2 separate regions of the Homo sapiens genome follow, and region 2 is linked to region 1. The links are chromatin contacts, found by Hi-C or POLR2A ChIA-PET in ENCODE. All regions are on one chromosome and are shown on one strand. Each heading gives the region's core, a stretch centred on a gene start or an enhancer-like site at or near the end of the contact. The rest is flanking DNA. Distances are from core to core; before and after follow the strand shown.

The links. A loop is a pair of places that touch in the nucleus more often than their neighbours do. ChIA-PET counts read pairs that join two places held with the same protein, here RNA polymerase II (POLR2A). Pooled maps may share reads with other maps.
Region 2: a pooled map shows a loop between it and region 1 (6-fold over the local background). The contact joins the promoter of LINC02898 here to the enhancer-like site in region 1. A Hi-C loop is called at or near these places in 2 of 50 pooled maps. POLR2A ChIA-PET finds 5 or more read pairs at or near these places in 2 of 52 experiments (A673 and AG04450).

The regions. Positions count from the first base shown.
Region 1 is chr2:39,488,881-39,496,338 of GRCh38, reverse strand. The region is part of intron 3 of MAP4K3-DT (MAP4K3 divergent transcript); the gene reads right to left. Among named protein-coding and RNA genes, the nearest start is that of MAP4K3-DT, 55 kb to the right of the region's middle. Within about 2 kb of position 3,543, at least 6 of the 41 ENCODE cell types and tissues checked have a DNase peak (open chromatin) inside an H3K27ac peak, as active enhancers do.
Region 2 is chr2:41,949,503-41,955,934 of GRCh38, reverse strand. LINC02898 (long intergenic non-protein coding RNA 2898) reads left to right here and starts at 2,129. Exons shown (of 4, transcript NR_161189.1): 1 at 2,129-2,208; 2 at 2,627-2,947. LOC124905996 (a long non-coding RNA gene) reads right to left here. Exons shown (of 3, transcript XR_007086296.1): 3 at 2,886-3,324. RefSeq lists silencers at 93-172, 183-232 and an enhancer at 2,254-2,393.

The sequences.
Region 1 (7,458 bases), core at 2,294-4,793:
CTAATCATCTTACTCATGAAACTATCTACACCTTGCAGAGAACTTTAAGAAAACCACTGGGCATGGTGGGTCGTGCCTATAATCTCAGAATTTTGGAAGACCAAGGTGGGGGCATCCCTTGAAGCCAGGAGTTTGAGACCAGCCTAGGCAACACAGCAAGATACTGTCTCTACATAAAACAAAAAATAAGAAAAGTTAGCCAGGCATGGTGGCTATGCCTGTAGTCCTAGCTACTTGGGAGGCTGAGGCAGGAGGATCCTTGCAGTGAGCACTCCAGCCTGGGTGATGGAGCGAGACCCTGTCTCAAGAAAGAAAGAAAGAAGGGAAGAAAGGAAGAAAGGAAGGAAGGAAGGAAGAAAGGAAGAAAGGAAGGAAGGAAGAAGGAAGGAAGGAAGAAAAAGAAAGAAAGAAAGAAAGAAAGAAAGAAAGAAAGAAAGAAAGAAAGAAAGAAAGAAAAACCTTGCAGTATACATTTTCATAAGCCCAAAAGTTACTTCCTTCCATTTATTGCAAGGCTATAAGAACCCAAATGTCTGCCTGTTATGATTTTAACCAGCACTTTTCTACAAGTGAGTATGTTCAAGAACCCCTAAAAAGACTGTAATAATCAGATATCAAGCACCTATATGAGGTAGCAGGAGGAAGAAAGAGGCAGTACAAACAACAATCCACACATAATCCAGTAATGCAAGCTCTGAAATTCCAACACTTCATTTCAACTGCTTCCCCCAAAATTCCATACCATGTTCTTGCTTTTGGATAAAGTCAGTGACAAGAAACGAGATGGTCATACAGCAGCAGCAAAAATATAATCAGGAAATATAATGACTTTGTAATATCCCTGTGCGAAAGAAATAAACCTGAGTAGTGAGAGGAACATGGGTCTTGGATTAGGATATAGAACAATGTTTAAACCCTGGTTGGCCAGGTATAAGCTATGTAATAACCTTGGGCAATTCACCTAATTCCTCTGAGTCTTAATTTCCTCATTTCTTATATGTGGTAATTGTGCCTAATTGAGAAGATGCACAATAGAAATTCAATAGTAGCTCTAATTACCATGCAACAACCTTCCTGGTCCACTGTGTGGGTTTCTTTCAGGCTGTGAGTAAGTGGACATGGATTTCTGTAGCTAGTCTCTGCCAGAGGATATGAGTATTTCAAGAAGCAGGAAGGGCTGGAGGTGTGTGAAGGCTCCCCCGCTCCTGCACTTCATTTGTACACTCTCATCATCACTGGAGGAGTCTCCTGGCTGCAGTTGAGCCTTCGATGAGATGATTTGCATCACTCACATTCCAAGCTGGGTGGGGGAAGCCCAGACATTCTCGCTCTGCCCCTCAACCAGCTTGGTGCCAGATTTCCTCTCGCTTCACCCCCCCAGGAGGTCATCTAGGGAGCAGGCATCACACAGTAGCAACAGGCCTTGCGGATGATGACATCATAGGCTATTTTGCCCACTCTGTTTATCTCGCACTGAGAGGCAGGAGAGCACAGTAAGGAGCACAGGTTTTTTGGTTTGGTTTTGTGGGTTTTGTGGGGGTTTTTTGTTTTTTGTTTTTTTTTTTTTTTTTGAGATAGACTATCACTCTGTCACCCAGGCTGGAGTGCAGTGGCACGATCTCAGCTCACTGCAACCTCCACCTCCGGGATTCAGGTGATTCTCGTGCCTCAGCCTCCCAAGTAGCTGGGATTACAGGAGCACACCACCATGACTGGCTAATATTTGCATTTTTAATAGAAACAGGGTTTTGCCATATTGGCCAGGCTGGTCTCAAACTCCTGACCTCAAGTGATCCTCCTGCCTTGGCCTTGCAAAGTGCTGTGATTACAGGCGTGAGCCACTGCACCTGGCAAAGAGCACAGGTTTTGAAGTCAAACAGACCTATCTTCAAAGTATGTTTCTGTCCTGTGCCACATCTAAACCTTAATTCCCTAAGCTGTAAAAGATGATCAAATAGGCCAGGCACGGTGGCTCACACCTGTAATCCCAGCACTGTGGGAGGCCGAGGCGGGCAGATCACCTGAGGTCAGGAGTTCCAGACCAGCCTGGCCAACATGATGAAACCCCATCTCTATTAAAAATAAGAAAATTAGCCGGGCATGGTGACATATGCCTATAATCCCAGTTACTCCAGAGGTTGAGGCAGGAGAATCACTTGAACCCAAGAAGCGGAGGTTGCAGTGAGCCGAGATCATGCCACTGCACTTCAGCCTGGGTGACAAGACTGTCTGAAAAAAAAAAGGAAAATCAGGATTTCTAAGAGATATCTCTACTCTTACGTTCATTGCAGCATTATTCATGATAGCCAAGATATGAAAACAACCTAAATGTCCATCAACAGATGAATGGATGAAGAAAATATGGTATACATATACAACAGAATATTATGCAGCCTTCAAAACAAAAGGAAATCCTGTCATTTACAACATGAATGAACCTGAAGAACATTAAGCTAAGTAAACTAAGCGAGACACAGAAAAACAAATACTGTGTTGATTTCACTTATATGTAAAAACTAAAGTAGTCAAACTTAGAACAGCAGAGAGTGGAATGTTGGTTGCCATGAGCTGGAGGGATAGAGGAATGGGGAGATATTGGAAAAGGGTTACAGAGTTTCAGTTATCCAAATGAATGAATTCTGGAGATGTATTCTACAACGATGTGACTACAATTAGCAACACTATATTATATACTTGAAATTTGCTAAGAGGGTGGATCTTAAGTGTTCTCACCACCAAAAAATAAAAAAGAAGGGAAAGAAAGGAAGGAAGAAAGAGAGAGAGAACAAAAGAAAATGGTAACTATGTGAGGTGATGGATATGTATATGATATATATGCATATTATATATATATGATTTGATATGGATATATGCATATATATGCATAATTGAAATATGTACATATTTAAAGTGTACGACATGATTTGATATGCATATATATGCATATATATCCATATATATGCATGGATATGGATATGGATATATATGCATGGATATATATGCATATCAAATCATCATGTTGTACACTTTAAATATGTACAATTTTCAATTGTCAATTATATCTCAATATGGGAAAAAGTCTTGTCATGAAGGAGATGCTTAATAAATAGTAGTTAATGTTATTATCTTTGATTGATTTGTCTTTGAATAAATTTCTGTGGCCTAAATGAGGAAGCATATTCAAGGCATATATCCAAATATTTGTAAGAGTAGAGGAATGTTCTTAATCCAAATTATATGCACCAGTATTGCTCACTTGAGTGGAAGGAAATTATAGAATGGAGTATTAACTTCCTAATGACTAGACAAAATTAGTTGAGTAAATTACCCAATCAGTTCAGGAGAAGAAAATAAAAACCTGATTCAAAGGGTTTTTTTCCCCTCTGTGGGTTCATTTTATTGCTGCAACCCTCTAATTTGTTTTAGTTATAAAGACATGGCCATTTCATTTTCAGTTTCACCCAGGAACTAGAACTATATTTTGAAATAGGGACAACTGGATTTAGAAAATCACTTTTGTACAACTAGAACTCATTTACAGCTAGTTATTCAAATATCCAGTGACAGCATAATAAAAATTTAGGGCCTTCTTTTAATTAAACACTCCAGTTTACAATTCCCTGGAAGTAGTAACACATATTTGGAAACTGCTCTCTTTCGTGTTTTTAAAATAGCATCTAACATTAAGACAGTAATTTATTAAGAAATAACTTGCTGATCTGAAAGTGTTGATGTGATTTCAAAATGTCTTTAGAATGCATCCAACTCGATGAGACTTATATGCATGGATTTGGAGAACAAGGAGCTTATCATAGGACTTTCATAGCCCTCTCAAAATGGCAAATGAAGATAAACTGCAGAAATAGGGACTGCATGTTGCAATCAAAAGGGAACCTGCCCACAGACTGAAACAAACTTGGAAAACAAATGAACGGAAGATTAAACAGTGAAGTCTAAGTACTATCACTTCTTCCCCTATGATTAAAGCCTGACAGGCACCATGAGTCAAACTGTAAATATATACTAGTTATCATAGACCTCACTGGGTTTATGCGTCAGTAAACCACAGCTGCCTCTAATTTACCATTGAAACATGTTTTAGGGAAATGAAACTAGCCACCACCTCCTTTCATGCATGTGATATACTATTCATAACCAAGCCCTAATGACAGAAGAGAGCATTCTTAAAATAGTCTAATGGCTTTTTTGTATTCAACAATACAATCCCCCTATATTTTTTATACCTAACTCACCACATATTCAAGAATTTTCCATCATGTGCTTAACTTTAAATTTTTAAATGGTTTTCTTCACCTGAGCTGGCAGCTTTACTATTGCACTAGTCCAAACATATAGATGGGAGCGTCCTTAAATATGCAGCAAGACACACGTGATATAAATAGGAGGAATCATAGTATAGGACCACCTAATAATAATAAAGCCAATGTTTACTTAGTGCTTACTATTTACCTAACATTGTGCTAAGCACTTTTGAAGAATTATTTTGTTTAATCAGCAATTCCAACAAGACAAAATTCCAGTGTCCCAGATGATAAGACTAGCGAAACTTAAAAATCCTAATGTTAAAAAATTAAACCGCTAAGTGAAAATTAGTTTTTCATGGGTGATTTCTTGGCAATTTATAAAATTTAAGTTTTCCTAAAATTAACTGTAAACTGATACATATTAATCATACATAGCAAATGTCTACAGTCAAATTTTAAGCTATTTCTCTGCTTTATTAGCCATTTATATCAGCTTTTATACGAAACTTCCTTTTCATAGGTGCAATTGAAGACAAAGGATCAAAGCTTTTTCACTGGGCACGGTGGCTCATGCCTGTAATCCCAGCACTTTGGGAGGCCGAGGCGGGCAGATCACGAGGTCAGGAGATCGAGGCCATCCTGGCTAACATGGTGAAACCCTGTCTCTACTAAAAATACAAAAAATTAGCCAGGCGTGGTGGTGCACACCTGTAGTCCCAGCCACTCAGGAGGCTGAGGCAGGAGAATGGCGTGAACCCAGGAGGCAGAGGTTGCAGTAAGCCAAGATCACTGAACTCCAGCCTGGAGGACAGAGCATGAGACTGTCTCAAAAAAAGAAAAAAAAAAAGTTTTTTGTACTTTAAGCTAACTTTCATGAAACTATCCTATCATCAGAAACCCACTGCCAGTGGGCACAGTGGCTCACGCCTGTAATCCCAGCACTTTGGGAGGCTGAGGCAGGTAGTTCACTTGAGGTCAGGAGTTCAAGACTAGCCTGGCCAACATGGTGAAACCCCATCTCTACCAAAAATAAAAAAATTAGCCAGACGTGGTGGTGCGTGCCTGCAATCCCAGCTACTCGGGAGGCTGAGGCAGGAGAATCACTTGAACCTGGGTGGCAGAGGTTGCGGTGAGCTGAGATTGTGCCACTGCACTCCAGCCTGGATGACAGAGTAAGACTCCATCTCGAAAAGAAAAAAAGAAACCCCACTGCCACCTCTGAAAGATCTTCGGTGATTTGGGCCATTCATTCATTCCTCAGACTTAACCACCAACTGCACACCACACCCTGGGGATACGAATAAGACATGAACTCCACCTTCAAAACACATTCAGCCTGCTGAGAGAGATATAAACAAACCACAGCAAATATAATGCACAATATCATATAACAGAGGTAGAGAGAATGGAGGTCAAAAGGAGAAAGTAATTGAAAAAAAGGCAATTTTTGGAAGGCTTCACAGAAGCAGTGACACTAAAGGTAGCATCTTTTTTTTTTTTTTTTTTTTTTTTTGTGAGGCAGCGTTTCACTCTCTTGCCCAGGCTGGAGTGCAGTGACCCAATCTCAGCTCACTGCAACCTCCGCCTCCCAGGTTCAAACAATTCTCCTGTCTCAGCCTCCTAAGTAGCTGGGACTACAGGTGCACGCCACCATGCCAGCTAATTTTTGTATTTTTAGTAGAGATAGGGTTTTACCATATTGGTCAAGCTGGTCTCGAATTCCTGATCTCAGGTGATCCACCCACCTTGGCCTCCCAAAGTGCTGGGATTACAGGCATGAGCCACCTCGCCCAGCCTAAAGCTAGCATCTTAAATGTAGATGAAAATCTGTGATGTTCAGTATGTTCACTCTACTTTTTTTTTCAAAAGATGAATTACCTTTTCATTAATGTTTCCCTTTTTTTTTTTTTTTTGAGCTGGAGTCTTGCTCTGTTGCCCAAGCTGGCGTACAATGGCGTGATCTCAGCTCACCGCAACCTCCGCCTCCCATGTTCACGTGATTCTCCTGCCTCAGTCTCCCAAGTGGCTGGGATTACAGGTGTGCACCACCACACCCAGCTAATTTTTGTACCTTTAGTAGAGACAGGGTTTCACCATGTTGGTCAGGCTGGTCTCAAACTCTTGACCTCAAGTGATCCTCCTGCCTCAGCCTCCCAAAGTGCTGGGATTACAGACATGAGCCACCATGCCCAGCCAAAAGATGAACTACCTTTTTAAAAAAGCATAGGATTGTCGCCAGGCGGAGTGGCTCATGCCTGTAATACCAGCATTTTGCGAGGCTGAGGCGGACGGATGACAAGGTCAGGACATTGAAACCATCCTGGCTAACACCGTGAAACCCTGCCTCTAGTAAAAATACAAAAAATTAGCCGGGCATGTGGCGGGCGCCTACAGTCCCAGCTATTCGGGAGGCTGAGGCAGGAGAATGGTGTGAACCCCGGAGGCAGAGCTTGCAGTGAGCCGAGATGGCGCCACTGCACTCCAGCCTTGGCGACAGTGCGAGACTCCGTCTCAAAAAGAAAAAAAAAGGCATAGGATTATGTATCTAATTTACCTACTATTCCATTACTATTTTACATCCTATTTCTGAATTTCTGTGTCTTCCGCCACTTATCTTGACTTAATTTTTTTCTTTTAAGTAACTAGTCATATTGTTGCACTATCCACATAAAAATTACTTCCAAAGACTTGTGATAGAACCCAGTGATGTCACACCTAGATATATAACTCTCACAAGGAGACACATACAAAAACATTTATCATGCATTGTTTGTAAGGGAAAAATAATGGAAACAATTTAAAGATCTATCAACAAAAGAATGAATAAACTGTGGTCTTTTTATACAATGAAATACTATCTAGCACTTTAAATAAACTAGAAGATGTGTATTGGCCTGACGCAGTGGCTCACACCTGTAATCCCAGCACTTTGGGAGGCTGAGGAGGGCGGATCACTTGAGACCAGAAGTTCAAGACCAGCCTGGCCAACATGGCAAAACCCATCTTTACTAAAAATACAAAAATTAGCAGAGCGTGGTGGCAAGCGCCTGTAATCCAGCTACTCGGGAGGCTGAGGCAGGAGAATCGCTTCAACCTGGGAGGCAGAGGCTGCAGTGAGCCAAGATCGTGCCACTGCACTCCAGCCTGAGAGACAGAGTGAGAATCCATCTCAAAAAAAAAAGAAAAAAAAAAA
Region 2 (6,432 bases), core at 880-3,379, 2.5 Mb before region 1:
GCCTTTGGCAGAGGATGGAGCCTGTGCGTGCATATGTGTGCACGTGTGTGCATGTGTGTGTAGAGAGTGGCATGTGAAGAAGCACTGGTGAAACAGAGAATAAAAAAGCAGAAGTGCCTGAGTACCTGCTCTGTGCCAAGTGCTTTCTTGCATTTAGCCCTTGTAACAAACCAAGGAGACAGATATTATTAGCATTGCATATGAGGAAACTGAGGTTAAGGAAGGCAAAATAGTTTGTTGAAGCTCCAGTACCAAGTAAGAGGAAGAACTGTGGCTCCAAATCAGTCTGTCTGACTCAGAAGGTTGAGCTCTTTTCATTTTGAGGAGGGAGGTGGGAGAGAGAGAGGAAGAGAGCCAGAGGAGGTAGGAATATGGAGAGAAAAAGAATACCCCAGGGACAGGGTCTAAAAAATCAATACATAATGAAGCCTGAGCCATGGTGCTAACTCTGCCCCTGACTGTACATCTGACTTGCAGACACTTTATAAGTTGGCTCTCTCCTCCTCCCCACACCCCGTCCTTCCCATCCTCCCTTTCTCATTTTGCCTGGTGGAGGCCTGACCTGTCATGATGCTGCTGGAGTCCGGGTCTCCTCCATCTGTAACTGGGCTCTCACGGTGATGGTGGGGAGGCCAGGACCCTGCTTAGGGGCCACTGCCCGGGCAGGAGGAAACTCCCTCAGCCTCTGTCCTGAGCTGGGTCACCTGTGGAAGGGTGCCCAGGGCCCAAAGGTGAAGGAGGGCTGGCGCGGCTTCTTTGCCCAGGGCTGACCACTCCCAGCATCTCAGGCCAGCAGCCACCCAGCACCATCTGCCTCATTTCCTGTGCTTCCTCCTAGTGAGTGGCAGCTTGGACTCTTGGCTGCAGGCAGTTCTCCTGAACCGGTCACCAGGGCTCAGGATGAGCTATCCAGATGCATCTGTGACAATGTGGCTTTCATCTTCATCACAGTTGACCCCGTGGGAGGAAAGCCCCCTTTCTCCCACTTCAGCCCACATCTCTCTTCCCAGAACAGCAAACTGCCACCCAGGAGGGACTGCCGCTTCCCTGGTCGTGGGAAACTCTGCAGAACCTCCTCTCCTGAGCACTCCTGAGCGAAGAGCCAAGCCAGGGTAAGCCTGTGCATATAAGGCCTCAATTTTAGATTAGATTCCCAAATTTAATTTCCTATTCCTTAATTTAATTCTGCATTTTAGTTTTGTTTTTATTATTTACATGGGTTCCCTTTAATGATTCCAAATTGCTGCTGCCCTCTAGCAGAATTTTGTCTTATGTTAACTTCTTGAAAACTGATCAGCATTGGAGTTTATTCCACGCTGGGTTTAGTTATTTTCTGAAACGAAGCACAATTAAATTAGAATAATGAACATGCTCTTTAGAGGATTAATTCATAATTAGCAGGCCATGTGCTACAGCTCACAGAAGAAAGGGCACAAGGATCGAAAGCTGTTTTTTTCTGCCTAAATATGAAAAGTACATTCTGCAGAGCAGAACAAATCAGCTAATGACATCCAGAGCGCTGGCCAGCCCCAGAGCAGCATGGAGCTGGCACCTTGAGTTAGCGCAATCCCCACCGATGCTGCTGCCTACCTTTCCTCCCCGAGAAGGCTGGCAGCGGGCAATTTGCCTGGCTCTTCTCTCCTCAGCACAGCTGATAGAAGCCACTGTGGACCTCCTAAATTCTACCCCCAGGAAGCCCCAAACTCCACAGCCTGTGGCTTCACAAGCTTCATCCTCAGAGCTTCCTACAGCCCATTCACTCATTCATTCTTTCATCCAAGGAATGTTTTACTAGCTCCTGCTATACACCAGGCATCCATGGGATGGCCCACCCTCGGGATACATCAGGGAAGAAAACATACAAAGACCCCTACCCTTTTGGAAGTTATACTTGAGCAGGCAGAGACAGACAATAAATGGTAAAAATAATAAGTAAATTATGTATTATGTTAGAAGGTGATGAGTGCTAAAGAGGAAGGGGGGTTGAGAGTGGTGTGTGTGTGTGTGTGTGTGTGTGTGTGTGCGCGCGTGCCTGTGTGCTTTGCAGTTTTAAATAGGATGGGTCATGGTAGGCTTATGGGGAAGGTTTCAATTGAGCGAAGACTTGAAGGAAGTGAGAAAGTGAGTCACTTTCAAGCAAGTCACCCAGGTCAAGCCTGTTCTAGAAGAAACAACTATAGCAAAAGCCCTAAGGTTGGAGTGTGGCTGGTGAGTTCGGGAAGGATGGGGCCAGTGGGGGCTGAATGGAGGGAGTGAGTGGGAGATGAGGGGGACCCCATCAAGTGGGGCCTTGGGTTTTTCTCCGAGAGAACTGAAAGTCAGGGCAGGGTTCTGAGCACAGGCAGGACGTGGTCTTTTACTAAAGGATCTCTGGCTGCTGGCTGAGAACAGACTTTACAGGGTCAGGTAGATGGAAGGATGGAAGGTGGGAGACCTGTCAGAAGGCTCACAGCTTAGGCCTCTGAAACTCCAGCCCCAGGTTTTCCCATACCATGTTCTCTGGGCCTGCCAAAGTGCTGAGCTCAGGCCTCAGAACCAGGCACAGAGGCTTAGAGTCTCCTGCAGTCCCCTTTCTCCCAGAAGGACCAGTATATTTATTTTTTTATTTTTTTTATTTTTTAAACAGCCAGAGCTCACACATGGTGAGGATGTCCAGACCATTATTCCTCGATTGGGCCTGGAGACCCCTCTGCAGCCCCTCCCAATCTCTCCCACTGACCTACGGACCAGAAGGCTGGATTTTGCAATGGAAGGGAACTTGCAGGCAGCAGACAGCTCTGCACTGTCCCTTTGATTTTCCTCAGGCACCTCTGAGAGGGAGACACACTCTCAGCCAAGTACCCAACAAGGGACATGAGAAGGCTTCTGCTGTGCAGCTGCCAGAGAAACAGGGGACAGATCAAAGCAGGAGAGGACCAACATCTGCGGTAACCAAAGCAAGGACAAGGTACAAACACATTGAATGAATAAATAAGCAGATGAATGACTGATGGGTGGGGGGAATGAATGATTAATGCATAAATGAATGATTGATGAATAAACAAATGTATAGCCTGGAGCTGGCTCCTGCTCCCTGCTCTTTGGGTATCTTCTCTACTGGGAACCGAAGATTAAAGATGCTCCCGTGACCTTCACCTCTGGAATTCCCTGCTGGAGTTGGGATTACACCTGCTTCTGAGCCCAGAGGTTGGGGAGGCTTTGGCTTAGGATCGGTGGCCCAAGGCTGCAGAGATGTGCTGGCGGAAGGAGGCTGGAAGCAACTGGGGCTGGTCTGGAAGACCCCTGGGCAGCTTGTAGGTTCTGAGTGCGGAGAACTCCAAGGATCTGAGAGGAGAGAAGGGTGTGTTGGGAAGAGGGGAAAAGGAGTGGTTTAGTTTTTCCTTCCTGGTTCTACACGGGACATTCTGCAGATGCTGGGCCTTGGGTTGGTCTCATTCTAGGGCCTGTAAAGATACAGAAGTCTGTCTCAATGGAGCATTTGACTGTATTATCCCAAAAGGCAGGAAGATTTCGGTAATCGAAATTGTCAGAAGCTTCCCCAAAAGGGGCAGGCTGGTGAAGACTTTAGCTCAGGCCCAGGCACTGGCACCACCCAGACGCTTGATGTGCCCCCACTTCCAGAAGTTTGTCTTATAGTGTGGCCAGATCCCCATGCCTCTGGGGGAGAAGTACCCTACTGGGGGAGGGTTTGAGGAAGCAATGTTTAAAGACCCTGGGTCACATGGCTTCACTTCATTTTGGAGAAGCATCTTACCTGGGAATTCCCATAGAATCTAGTTTGGGGCCAAAAGACTGCTCCTAAAGAGTGCATGTACACAGTCCACTTTATGTTCTAGACTTTGATAATCATAATCAAAATGGCTTCCATTTATTGAGTGCTTACCAAGTGTTCGATGTTGGGTTAAGAGTTTTGGCTGGGCAAAGTGGCTCATGCCTGTAATCCCAGCACTTTGGGAGGCAGAGGTGGGCAGATCACCTGAGGTCAGGAGTTCGAGACCAACCTGGCCAACATGGTGAAACCCCCGTCTCTGCTAAAAATACCAAAATTAGCCATACCTGCTGGTGGGCACCTGCAATCCCAGCTACTCAAGAGGCTAAGGTGGGAGAATCGCTTGAACTTGGGAGGCAGAGGTTGCAGCGAGCCAAGATCATGCCACTGCACTCCAGCCTGGTGACAGAGCAAGACGGATAAACAGAGTTTTGCATTCTGACCGGCATGGTGGCTCACGCCTGTATTCTCAGTACTTTGGGAGGCCAAGACAGGCAGATCACCTGATGTCAGAAGTTCGAGACCAGCCTGGCCAACATAGTGAAACCCGTCTCTACTAAAAATACAAAAATTAGCCGGGCATCGTGGCAGGCACCTATAATCCTAGCTACTTGGGAAGCTGAAGCAGGAGAATCACTTGAACTCAGGAGGCAGAGGTTGCAGTGAGCCGAGATCGCGCCACTGCACTCCAGCCTCGGTGACAGAGCGAGACTCTGTCCAAAAAAAAAAAAAAAAGTTTTGTATTTGCATATCATTCAATTATCTTATGAACCCTGGGATGTCCCTCATTTTACAGATGAAACTGAGGCACAGAAAGGCTAAGTGACTTGCTTAGCCTTAGCATCAGCCAAATGGATGATGGCCATTTGGAGCTGAAAACTGAAGGGACTTTTCCTGAGGTCCTACTCTAGCAACTGTGCTGAGCTTTCGCTCCTCTAGCACAGAGATTCTTAACGCTTTGGGGGCTGCAGACCCCTTCAAGCAAGTGATAAGAGTGTCCGGCCTCTTCCTCGAAAATGTACATTTTACATTTTGCACAAGTGCATTTTCCAGGCAATTTTGGGGGGCCACACAGGCATCCTGAACTCTGTTTTAGGTATTCACTTTCTGCAGTGACTGTTTTCCTTTCTCATAACCCTGAGGGCACAAGGCAACCCTCAGGGCCCCCAAAATCACCTCAGTAGGGAATGGAATCAGACAGGACAGGTTAATCAATGAAAGCTCACCTCATGCTCCTTCCATAATTGCATTCCTGCCTTTTCATCCTAACAGACAGCACTTAGGTTAATTACATTCCAATAAGGCTCCCAGGTCTGGGGCCTCTGGAGCCTGCCCTGGAACCTGTTGACATGCCATCTGCTTCCAGAGGGATTCTGGAGACCAAGGCAGCCTTTTAAAATTCTTCTCAGTTTTCTTTGCTATAAGAGAGACAAAGGACCCTGTAACAGATCTCATCCAAAATCCTACTTTCTTAACGCACCCACATCAGCCCTGAAGCTATGGAGGATTCTTTGGTCCCAGGCTGTCTTTCTGAAGTCAAAACAGTAGCACCTGTTATTCCAAGTCCACGACCTTTGGAAATACCTGGCTTGGAGCGAGGTGGCCACAAATTGACAGTGCCGGCTGGGCAGAACCAGCTCAGGGCTGGAGAATTGAAAGGCTTAGGAGCTCCCTCAGGGGCTGGGTATTGTGCTGCCAGCTTCAGTCATTTATTCATAAGATTTATTGGAACCTCCCAAAAGGGTATCTACTCTTTGCAAAGAAAACCCATAATGCAAGGAAATATAAGATATACATTATAATATATATTAGGATTATATTATATTATATATTCCTAATATATGGGAATAATATATATTCCCATATATTATTATGTATAATATATTCAAAATATATATTCCATATAATTGATATATTACACAGATATATATGTAATATTCCAGAAATATAACTTCCTCTAATGCAGGTCCATGCATTCTCCAGGCACAGTGAAGTTCACACAATTAACAGAAAAAGTGCAGGGTTCATGGTGATTTGAGTTTCACTGTTTCCCAAATAGAGATGGCTCCACTGCTTGCCCCCACCAAAGGAATGAGGTATAAAATGGAGAGGTCTGGTGTTTGTTATATGACCTACAGATGCCCCCTCCCCCACCACGGCCCTGGACACTTCTTTCCTGCAAAGAAAAGTTTCCTCTGGGACTCTTTATTCCCCTGGGTTTGAACCCCAAGAAGCCTTCCACAAGCCCAGCTCCCTTGGCCTGCATCCACAGGGCTGAGGGCCTGATTTTCTCATCCCTGCTGAGACCCCTGCTCAGAGGAAATGGCTTGTTTTGAGATGGAAACTTTCTTGCTGCATGAGGGAGAAGAGATGGAGTTTGGCCTACGATGCCATGAGTATTCTTGGGTGGTTAATCCCTGCTCCAACATTGTAATCCTTGTGGGTGATCTGTGGTTTAGCAGAAAGAGCATCGATTTTCAGGAAGGCAGGCCAGTGTTTGAATCCTCGCTCTGCCAGTCATGAGTTGTGTGCCACTGGGAAAGTCACTTCACCTCCTTGCATCACAGTTTTTTTCTCCTGTGTGTGGAGTGGGGAGGGAGGGAGACTTACTTTACAAGGTTCAAATTGAAGAGAGAAGCATGCCATGGTGCCTGGCATTCTAT